2 separate regions of the Homo sapiens genome follow, and region 1 is linked to region 2. A link is a contact called in ENCODE Hi-C or POLR2A ChIA-PET data. All regions are on one chromosome and are shown on one strand. Each heading gives the region's core, a stretch centred on a gene start or an enhancer-like site at or near the end of the contact. The rest is flanking DNA. Distances are from core to core; before and after follow the strand shown. Region 1 has its middle 16 kb from the start of LINC03007. Region 2 overlaps LINC03007 (long intergenic non-protein coding RNA 3007).

Region 1 (4,029 bases), core at 229-2,728, 51 kb after region 2:
CATTTTGAATTTTGAAACCAAGTAGTTTGAGATGTTTCAGGGTTTTTTTAAGCCTGATTCATCTTAACATTCATAAATAGTATTGATCAGATCTGTATGCACACATACTTAACACACACGTGTGCTTTCCACTCCCACGAGGCAGAATAATCACTGGTGATCTAGTGATTACACAACTTAGAGAATAAAGACCCATATAGAATATCTAAAGAGAGCTGTCCAAATCTGATCCACTGCCTGTTTTTATTAATAAGGTTTTATTGAAATGCAGCCATACCCACCCCTTTAAGTATTTTCTATGGCTGTTTTTGTGCTGGAAAGTTGACTAGTTGCAATAGAGACTGTCAGGTCTGCAAAGTCTGAAATATGTACTATCTGGCCCTTTACAGAAAGTTCCCACATCCTGATCTAAACAAGTCCCCACAAAACCATTTTTCCCTTGAAACCATTTCAAGGATAAGTAGTGTTGTAAATCTGAATTATCCAGATAATTGCCATGTCGCTAATTTTCTTTGCCTGTACTTGCTGTTTAACCCAAACTACATGGACTTATGTCTGTACAGGCCAAGACTTGCAGGAGACCAGTCAACTGTGCATTCAGTCAACAAAAGTAACCAGTATTACTCATATTATCCCTCAAGCAATTGGAACAGTAATATGAAATATCTACACACTTGCCCCACACCTCCCCGTTCATTTCTCTTGGTCATAGAAACAGACGAGAAAGATGTAAGAAGGAGCGATGTGTATTCAGCTCAAAGTGAAGTGGAATTGTGACCATCACTGAATTCCACATAGATGATGATAATTGGGGAAACAGACAAGAAAATACATTTAAGAGTCTGAATTTTCTATTTTGCCTGTCAAAATAAGTGAATCACTGCTGAAATGCCATTTAACTTTACATTGTGTATAAACAGCAAGAAAAGGCAAAAATTACACTGACAAAATGCTATATTCACATTTTTCAGTTTCCTCTTTCTTAGTGCATAAAAATTCTGTGAAGTCTGCACCTCTCAAAAATTTTCTGTGTAACACAATATTGACATATTGAGGGAAACCAGAAGGAGCAAGCAAGAGACCCCAATACACACACACACACACACACACACACACGTTTCTAACCAAAAAAAAAAAGAAAAGTAAAGAAATCCAAGAGCAATAACCAACCCAAAAATGCCAAGAAGCAGGGTTATAAATTTAACACGAACAGCTCCCTCTTCCAACTCCCAGTCCGTTTATCAACTTTTAAAAACTAAATGACAAGTTAAGATTATTAGTCAAAATATATAAATAAATCACCTTACATATGTGATTTCCAAAGTCTGTGAATGATTTCACAGTGGTTAGTTGTAATAAGTGAATACACAGGCAACCTGGGTTTGGGAAAAAACTGGTCCAGGTAAGGCTGGAAGCCCGCCAACCTCCAGACAGCACAATTAGCACAGGAGGTAGACATGAAAGCTGGGCAGCACACAGGAGGCTTTACAACGGCATTGGGTGAGCTTTCTTTCACAAGGACATCCTAGCCATTGCTTGGTCTGCCATCCCCTACACGCAATTCTGCTGTTTATAGAAAGAACTTTTTTTAGATGCCTCCAAAAAGCAAGGATTAAGTCAACTCATCATAAATTCCTCCTGCTAGAAACCAACTCATGGAAAAAACTTTCTGAAAATACAGTTTGTCAAATGCTTTAGGTTTTAATGAAATGCCAAGATGTGGGAGTCATAAATTATCTGCTGCAACAGGAGGCCTCACAGAGAGTGAGGAATGCCAGAGCTCTGTGTTCAAGATGAATTGCTGGAAACTTCTCTATCTTAAAAAATTGATCCTGATTTTTTACCTGTTTAGATTTACACAACATCTGATGTTAACAGCCCTTATGTGGCTGCCATGTGCCAAATGTAGACAAAAAAAACAAGAAGAAAACATTCTTTGAGCTGGCCCAGAGCCAGGTTTGTCACACAAGGGCCCCTGCCCTCCAGGTATCATTTGGTTGCTGCCGTTCATAGCATTAGTGGTGTTGAAATGAAGCCAGCTGTATTCTTTGCAAACCAATTTGTCCAATAGCATGGATTATTGTGTTAGGTAATCTGTCACTTCTCAAAAAAAAAAATCTTTAATGGCCTTTACATATTGCTCTCAGAGCATTTGAAGGCCTTGTAGTGATACCATCCCATGCCTGATTTATTCACCTCAGAAGAAGCCACCCTATTTGGCACCGTCTCTGCTAAACAACTACAGCATTTTTAAGTGTAGAGCTATTCAAACCTGAATTTCCTAGATTATTTTATTTATGCAGTGCATGTAAACATTGAAAGCAAATTCACATCACCAAGGAAAATGATCCCCGTAACATGTCTAAAAATCATCTGTGACTCAGTGATATGATTAGTCCTGTGAAAGCGTTCAGGAAGGAAAGCTCTCTAAGCAATTTCCTCAGTTCTCAGATTCACTTTGTGAGCCTAGACCTAGGAATGAGAAATTTTTAAGGAACATTTTCAGTGTGCGCTTGGAAGAAAATATGGGCTGTTTTCAAGAAACATTCACTACTTGCAGAGCTGAGTCCTGCTCACATTTCTCTCAGACAGTTTCCCTAACTCATGACATGCACAATGATGTTACCCAAGGTTGAAGTTAAGAAACGGCAAGATTTCCTATATATTATGCATTAGTCCATCTGAAATTGCCTTTCTACACAGGTAACAGAAAGCTGACTCTAATCAAAGAGTATTTATTTCTCAAACATAGCAAGAAATCCTGAGGTGGCTGGTGCAGGCAGGTGTAGCAATTCCTCAGCAGGAGCTGGGTCCCAGCCTCCTCCCTCTCTCATCTACTCCTCACGCTTCTTACCTCATGGTTACAAGATAGCGGTCCTCCTGTGGTACCCCATCCACACAAAAGGAAAAGGGGATAGGACATCAGCCTTCAAGAGAAAAGCAAAATTTTTCCCCAAAATCCCCAGCAAACCTCTACTCATGTCTCATTGGGAAAGCTGGGACATTCAGTGGTTTAGGTGCGGACGTTGCCACCCCAAACAGGATTAGGATTCTGTCAGTATGGAAAGAATGGGTATTAGGAAGGTTTCTAGCAGGGTCCACCACAGTGCTTAAGAAGTCATATATTTCTATCCCGAGGAGAGAGCCACACCCAGACTTCAGTGAAACAGGCTGTGTTCTCCAAAACCCTGGTAAGCACCAGAGGCATTCAGTCCCTAAGAGGGACAACTTCGACCTGACTTCCTAGCAGGTGAAATCTTGAGTTAAATGTAAAGTGGGCAATTATGGAATCAAAATGTGATTGCTACTAATGCTGGAAGTAAGTGGCTTTACCAGATCAACCATAAAACATGAACCACATACACAGATATATATATTTTAAATCCTCTTCATAACACTCTTTACCTCTTTCCCACTGAAACTATCAGCTTGCATAATCCTATGGAAAAGGGCAACTTCCCATTCCAAGATATTGCAAAAAGTACTCTGTGCTGAAACAAAACGAAGGGAGGGAGGAGGGAGGAGTGGGGGGAGGGAGGAGTGGGGAGAGGGAGGAGAAGAGATAGGGAGGGAAGACAAAAAGCATTTACTCTAAAAAACAGAAAAGGGAATGATTATTCACTTTAGCCAATGGACCTCCCTTAAGATAATTTTTAAGAGCAAGATTTCCCAATAAATTTATAATAGTTCAATTTATATGCCTTTTTACAGGAATATGTCTAAATATAGAAAGTATAACCTGACACTTGTACTTTATAAAGATTTGGCCAAGATTGGCAAAACATAGTAATTGCTAAAGCAGGATAATGAATACACAGGGTTTCTTTATAGTCTATTTTCTCCTTCTGCTTGGGGTTTGAAATTTTACATTAAAATTTTTTTAAAGATCTGCCACTAGAAAACTAGAATAAAAATTCTAATTTTCTCTAAAAAATAATAACAAAAAGATGCATGACCATCTTCTAACTTAAAGGGAAGTGCATTTTGTAAAGAATATATCCAGGTCAGTAGGGCAATTCAGAGTGATGA
Region 2 (4,162 bases), core at 408-2,907:
CTAGACAAAATTGGTTTGGAATTGGAGTCTACCTGAAGGCCCCTCAGCAAGAACATTACTGTCTGCTGTATTTTCAGCTAAGCAGTGTATTAATTTGAAAGCCATGCCTCGTACGGATACCCAGCACTTAGTGGTTGGTTTTATGTTTAAAATGCTTAGTATGAAACCTGTGCTGAAAATTTGCCCAAACATCTCACAGTTGATTGCAAACCCGAGTGCCTGGGGGCTCTGAGTCCACACCTCAAGAATGCTGGAGTGGGGGGACTTTCTGGCTCCACACCTGGGTTTGTCAAGGCCTCTTCGGGCTGCTGGGAATGTGCCCTGCCTGGGGCCCGCTGCTCTCCTCATCAGCCCTCTGACAGATTAAAACACAACAGGGTCTGTTGCCTGACTGACACATTCCTCTCCTGTCTGCCTCTGAAAGGACTTTATTTAACAGTCCTGGAGTCGGGCTTTGACTGACAGATTGTGAAGGGTAAAAGTCATTCAGTTCCATTAAGCTCTGTAACTGCCCTGGAACAAAACACCTTCCAAAAAAAGTGTCGGAGGGAGGGGAAAATAGAGCTGTGGAGAGTGGGGGCATGAGCTTTCGGGAGAAAAAAAGGGGGTTTCTTTTCAGGTTCAAAAACAATCCTCCTCTTTGCCTTCTGTCTATCAATTAGGGCGGCATTCCCAGAGGGAATACAGGCCCGGCCTCATTGGTGTCATTCAGCTGCCAATCTCCTGACAGAGACACCAAAGGGCCTCATGTAGCGCTGCGGAAACTGTCTGTCAGGCCATCAGCAGCTGCTATGACGACATCGCCTCTGTTTTTCTAGGACTCTTATGGAGGGGGGAGTTCACCCCAACAGAGTCTCAGAGTCTCGACTCCAAACCTCTGTTCATATTTTCCTTTTACAACCCATCCCCAGTGTGAATTTCTTCACAAAAACAACCCCCGGCTCCCTTGCCTGGCTCGGCTACGAGGTAAATAATAGCTTGCCAGCCAAGGACATGGTCTTGGGTGTGAGAAAGGGGTTCTGCTTCTGGGAAAAACCGAGTCGTGACTGAACACATTCAACGACTCTGGCTCAGATGAGTCCAAAGAAACCCGATTTGCAGTGAAAGGTCTCCATCCACCGAAAGGCCTGCACAGGCCGCGTGTGAAGAGCAGTGTGGCCCCACAGACGGCCTCCTGCTCAGCCTTAACCTTGTTTGGGTTGCTGTGGGTTTCATTCCCCTGGAGTTTTGCTTGGAGCCTGAAGGCTCAAGCACAGCTCAACACTTTAAGCCAAACTCAGCACCAAGCAACCACTTCCCACTGCTCTGTTTTTCTGCCTTGCTCCCCGCTTTCCCCAAGGCCTGACTTACACGGCTGCCTTGAGTTTGCCCCAAAGATTCCTCAGCCTCAGCTGATCACACAGAAGACCCAAGAGTACAAAGGAAGGGCCCGTTTACCCGAGCTTTCTGGCTGGACTGGGGAAAATATCTTTACCCCCTCCCTGCCCTCAACTCCCTCCTGTCCACTCCAGATTCTGCCTAAGACTTGGGGAGGCAGATCCGGGCCACCAATGGCCACCTGCAAAGATAGTGGTTGTCTCTGCATTCTGTAAAGGCTGTGTTTGTGATTCCTGGCATTTCCCTGGAAGTGTTTTCACATTACAGGGAGCTGCTTCCAAATGGTAATGATAGCACTTTGTACCAAACTGAGAGCTGGAGCAAGTTGCTGCCAAGCCCCCATGGTCGGGCCATCGTGTTGCAACGCTTCTGCTTCTATTACAGTTCTTCACATGTTCCACCCGAACCGTACAAAATGTTTAGCCAAACCCTGTAAGAACATGTACATAAAGCTGTCTCCATGCTGCCAAGGTGGTAAAGTCGATCTTTTTTCTTCCTTAAGTCTGAAAGCTCTGCTAAGGTCCAACACTTCCTGAGCATAAACTCCATCTGGGGTGGCTAAAATCTGTCTACAGGGCAATATACTGATTTTAGACACCCAGATGCTGGGCCTTGGATATGCACTACCTAAATGAAGACACTGCCTGGGGAAATTCAGAATTAACTAGATTTTTGGCACTGGGAGTATATGCAGAGAGGAGCAAATGGACAGGATGATGCGAGGGAGAGAGAGGTTGATGTGATTGTCACCTTCCTGCTCTGCAGCCTCAGGAAGACACACTCAGAAGCCAGCCCTTTGCCATCTGCATGGATAGAAATGGCAACAGTCATGGGAGGCACTGATAGTTCACTAATGAGTGAATATTTCCACATTGCTTTGCAGGTCTTTGGTTATTGCAGCACATTTTCATTACTGAAGCAGAGAAGAAACCAACCTAAGGAATTGGGCAGGCCACCAGGGATATACACAAAGTGCTCTCACCTCCTGGGGCATCACCAAAAAGAGACTTTAGTCGCTGGATCAAAGGCTATTGGGAACATTTCACTCAGGATGAATTATCTTGAAAACACCACCTGGAGTAGCCCCAAATAAGCAGATGCTTTGGAGCTCCTGGATGCTGAGTGGTGGCACAGATTCCCATCCTGGGGCTCCGTGTCACCATCCAATGTCTGGTAACCCCATCCATTCCCTTTGTATCTTCCACAAAGACTTCAGATCCTCACACTTCAGGCCTTCCAAAAGCTTCTCAATTGAAGGCCCAATAGTCTAAGATCTGAATATTGAATTGCCTTTGCTGGAAAGACAACTGTCTTTGTTTACTGCTTTCTCAAGCAATTCCTGGCTGTTTATGCCACCTGAGATTCTACATAGTTCTCTCTGGCCTTGTGTTCCAACATCTATTATATTAGGTACTGTGCCTCTCCTGTTTTTCTTTCCATTGTGCTAGGGAAGAATTAAAGGGTCCTTTGAGCCCTCAAGACAGTGATGTGTATAGTATTCATTGTGTAACATCTTATTTGATTTTTTTTTTTCTTTGAGGTGGAGTCTTGCTCTGTTGCCCAGGCTGGAGAGCAGTGGCGCCATCTGGGCCCATTGCAAGCTCCACCTCCTGGGTTCACGCCATTCTCCTGCCTCAGCCTCCCAAGTAGCTGAGACTACAGGCGCCTGCCACCACGCCCAGCTAATTTTTTGTATTTTTAGTAGAGACGGGGTTTCACCGTGTTAGCCAGGATGGTCTCGATATCCTGACCTCGTGATCCACCCGCCTCAGCCTCCCAAAGTGCTGGGATTACAGCCGTGAGCCACTGCACCTGGCCCTTGGTTGAATTTTTATCCTTACAGTATTTCCCCTTGACTGGTTACGTTGTGGGTAATCTTCAACCAAACCTGTTACAGTTTAATTTTAGCTAAATAAATAGTTCCTACTATTTAGTAAATATATGTAAGTTTAGACAATTTGTTCTTATTTCTGTGAGTAGATTCCCCCCCACTGTAAATTAGCTTAATCCTAATTAATCTTAATTAACATTACTCAGGTTCGTATTATAGCAATAAAATACATCATAAGCACCACCATTCCATCTTTTCATTTCATTCATGCAAACTATGAGGCCAAGAAAGACATGCTTGCCATGCACCTCCCCAACTCAGGAAAATTCTAATTCACAAATATAAATACATAACATGCCACTTGGTGTTGGTGTTACAACTTTTAGTCCATCTCCAGAATGAGATAGAAAGTAAGGACTTGAATGATCACCTAGCATCCCCATGGACACAAATCCTATGAGGATGGCGCCAATATGTTCCTCAGAATGTTATGAATTTCTAAAATGTCACATATGCCCATGTGCAAAGATCTATAAAACTTCATTATTGTTACAATTATGCACCATTTTCTGTTAGCCACACAAAGAAATCTCTTGATAAAACAAAAATAACTTTGAAGGACATGGTATACAGAAAGTGTCAGAATAACCAAAATGATTGACTGAAAAAAATCCAATATATCATCCTTAAATAACAAAACTACACAGATGAGAAGTGTGTTCTTGGCACATCAAGGAAGCATTTGGAAGAGCTCATTTGAATAGATGAATGGAATTGATCTATTAAAAGCACAGAGACAGCTGTCAGACCTCAAAACAGTAATGAGGCTAAATTTTCCCAAGTTAAGACTTTGATCCTCAGCAATGATCTTAGACTTGTGATCAAAGATACCCAGGCACTTTAATCTTCACTTTACTTTCCTAAATCCCATGGATTATAATATCATGACTTTAC

Evidence for each region. Hi-C counts contacts between places; a loop is a spot of excess contacts on that map. ChIA-PET counts read pairs that join two places held with the same protein, here RNA polymerase II (POLR2A). Pooled maps may share reads with other maps.
Region 1: a loop to region 2 is called in a map of aorta, with 2.5 times the contacts of the local background. The contact joins two enhancer-like sites. A Hi-C loop is called at or near these places in 4 of 168 maps with a recorded cell type or tissue (aorta, chondrocyte and sigmoid colon) and 1 of 50 pooled maps. POLR2A ChIA-PET finds 5 or more read pairs at or near these places in 1 of 52 experiments (activated CD4-positive, alpha-beta T cell).

Annotation. Positions count from the first base shown.
Region 1 is chr7:25,803,797-25,807,825 of GRCh38, forward strand. No RefSeq gene overlaps it. Among named protein-coding and RNA genes, the nearest start is that of LINC03007, 16 kb to the left of the region's middle. Within about 2 kb of position 1,479, at least 3 of the 41 ENCODE cell types and tissues checked have a DNase peak (open chromatin) inside an H3K27ac peak, as active enhancers do.
Region 2 is chr7:25,752,806-25,756,967 of GRCh38, forward strand. The region is part of intron 1 of LINC03007 (long intergenic non-protein coding RNA 3007); the gene reads right to left. Among named protein-coding and RNA genes, the nearest start is that of LINC03007, 35 kb to the right of the region's middle. RefSeq lists an enhancer at 1-1,857. Within about 2 kb of position 1,658, at least 10 of the 41 ENCODE cell types and tissues checked have a DNase peak (open chromatin) inside an H3K27ac peak, as active enhancers do.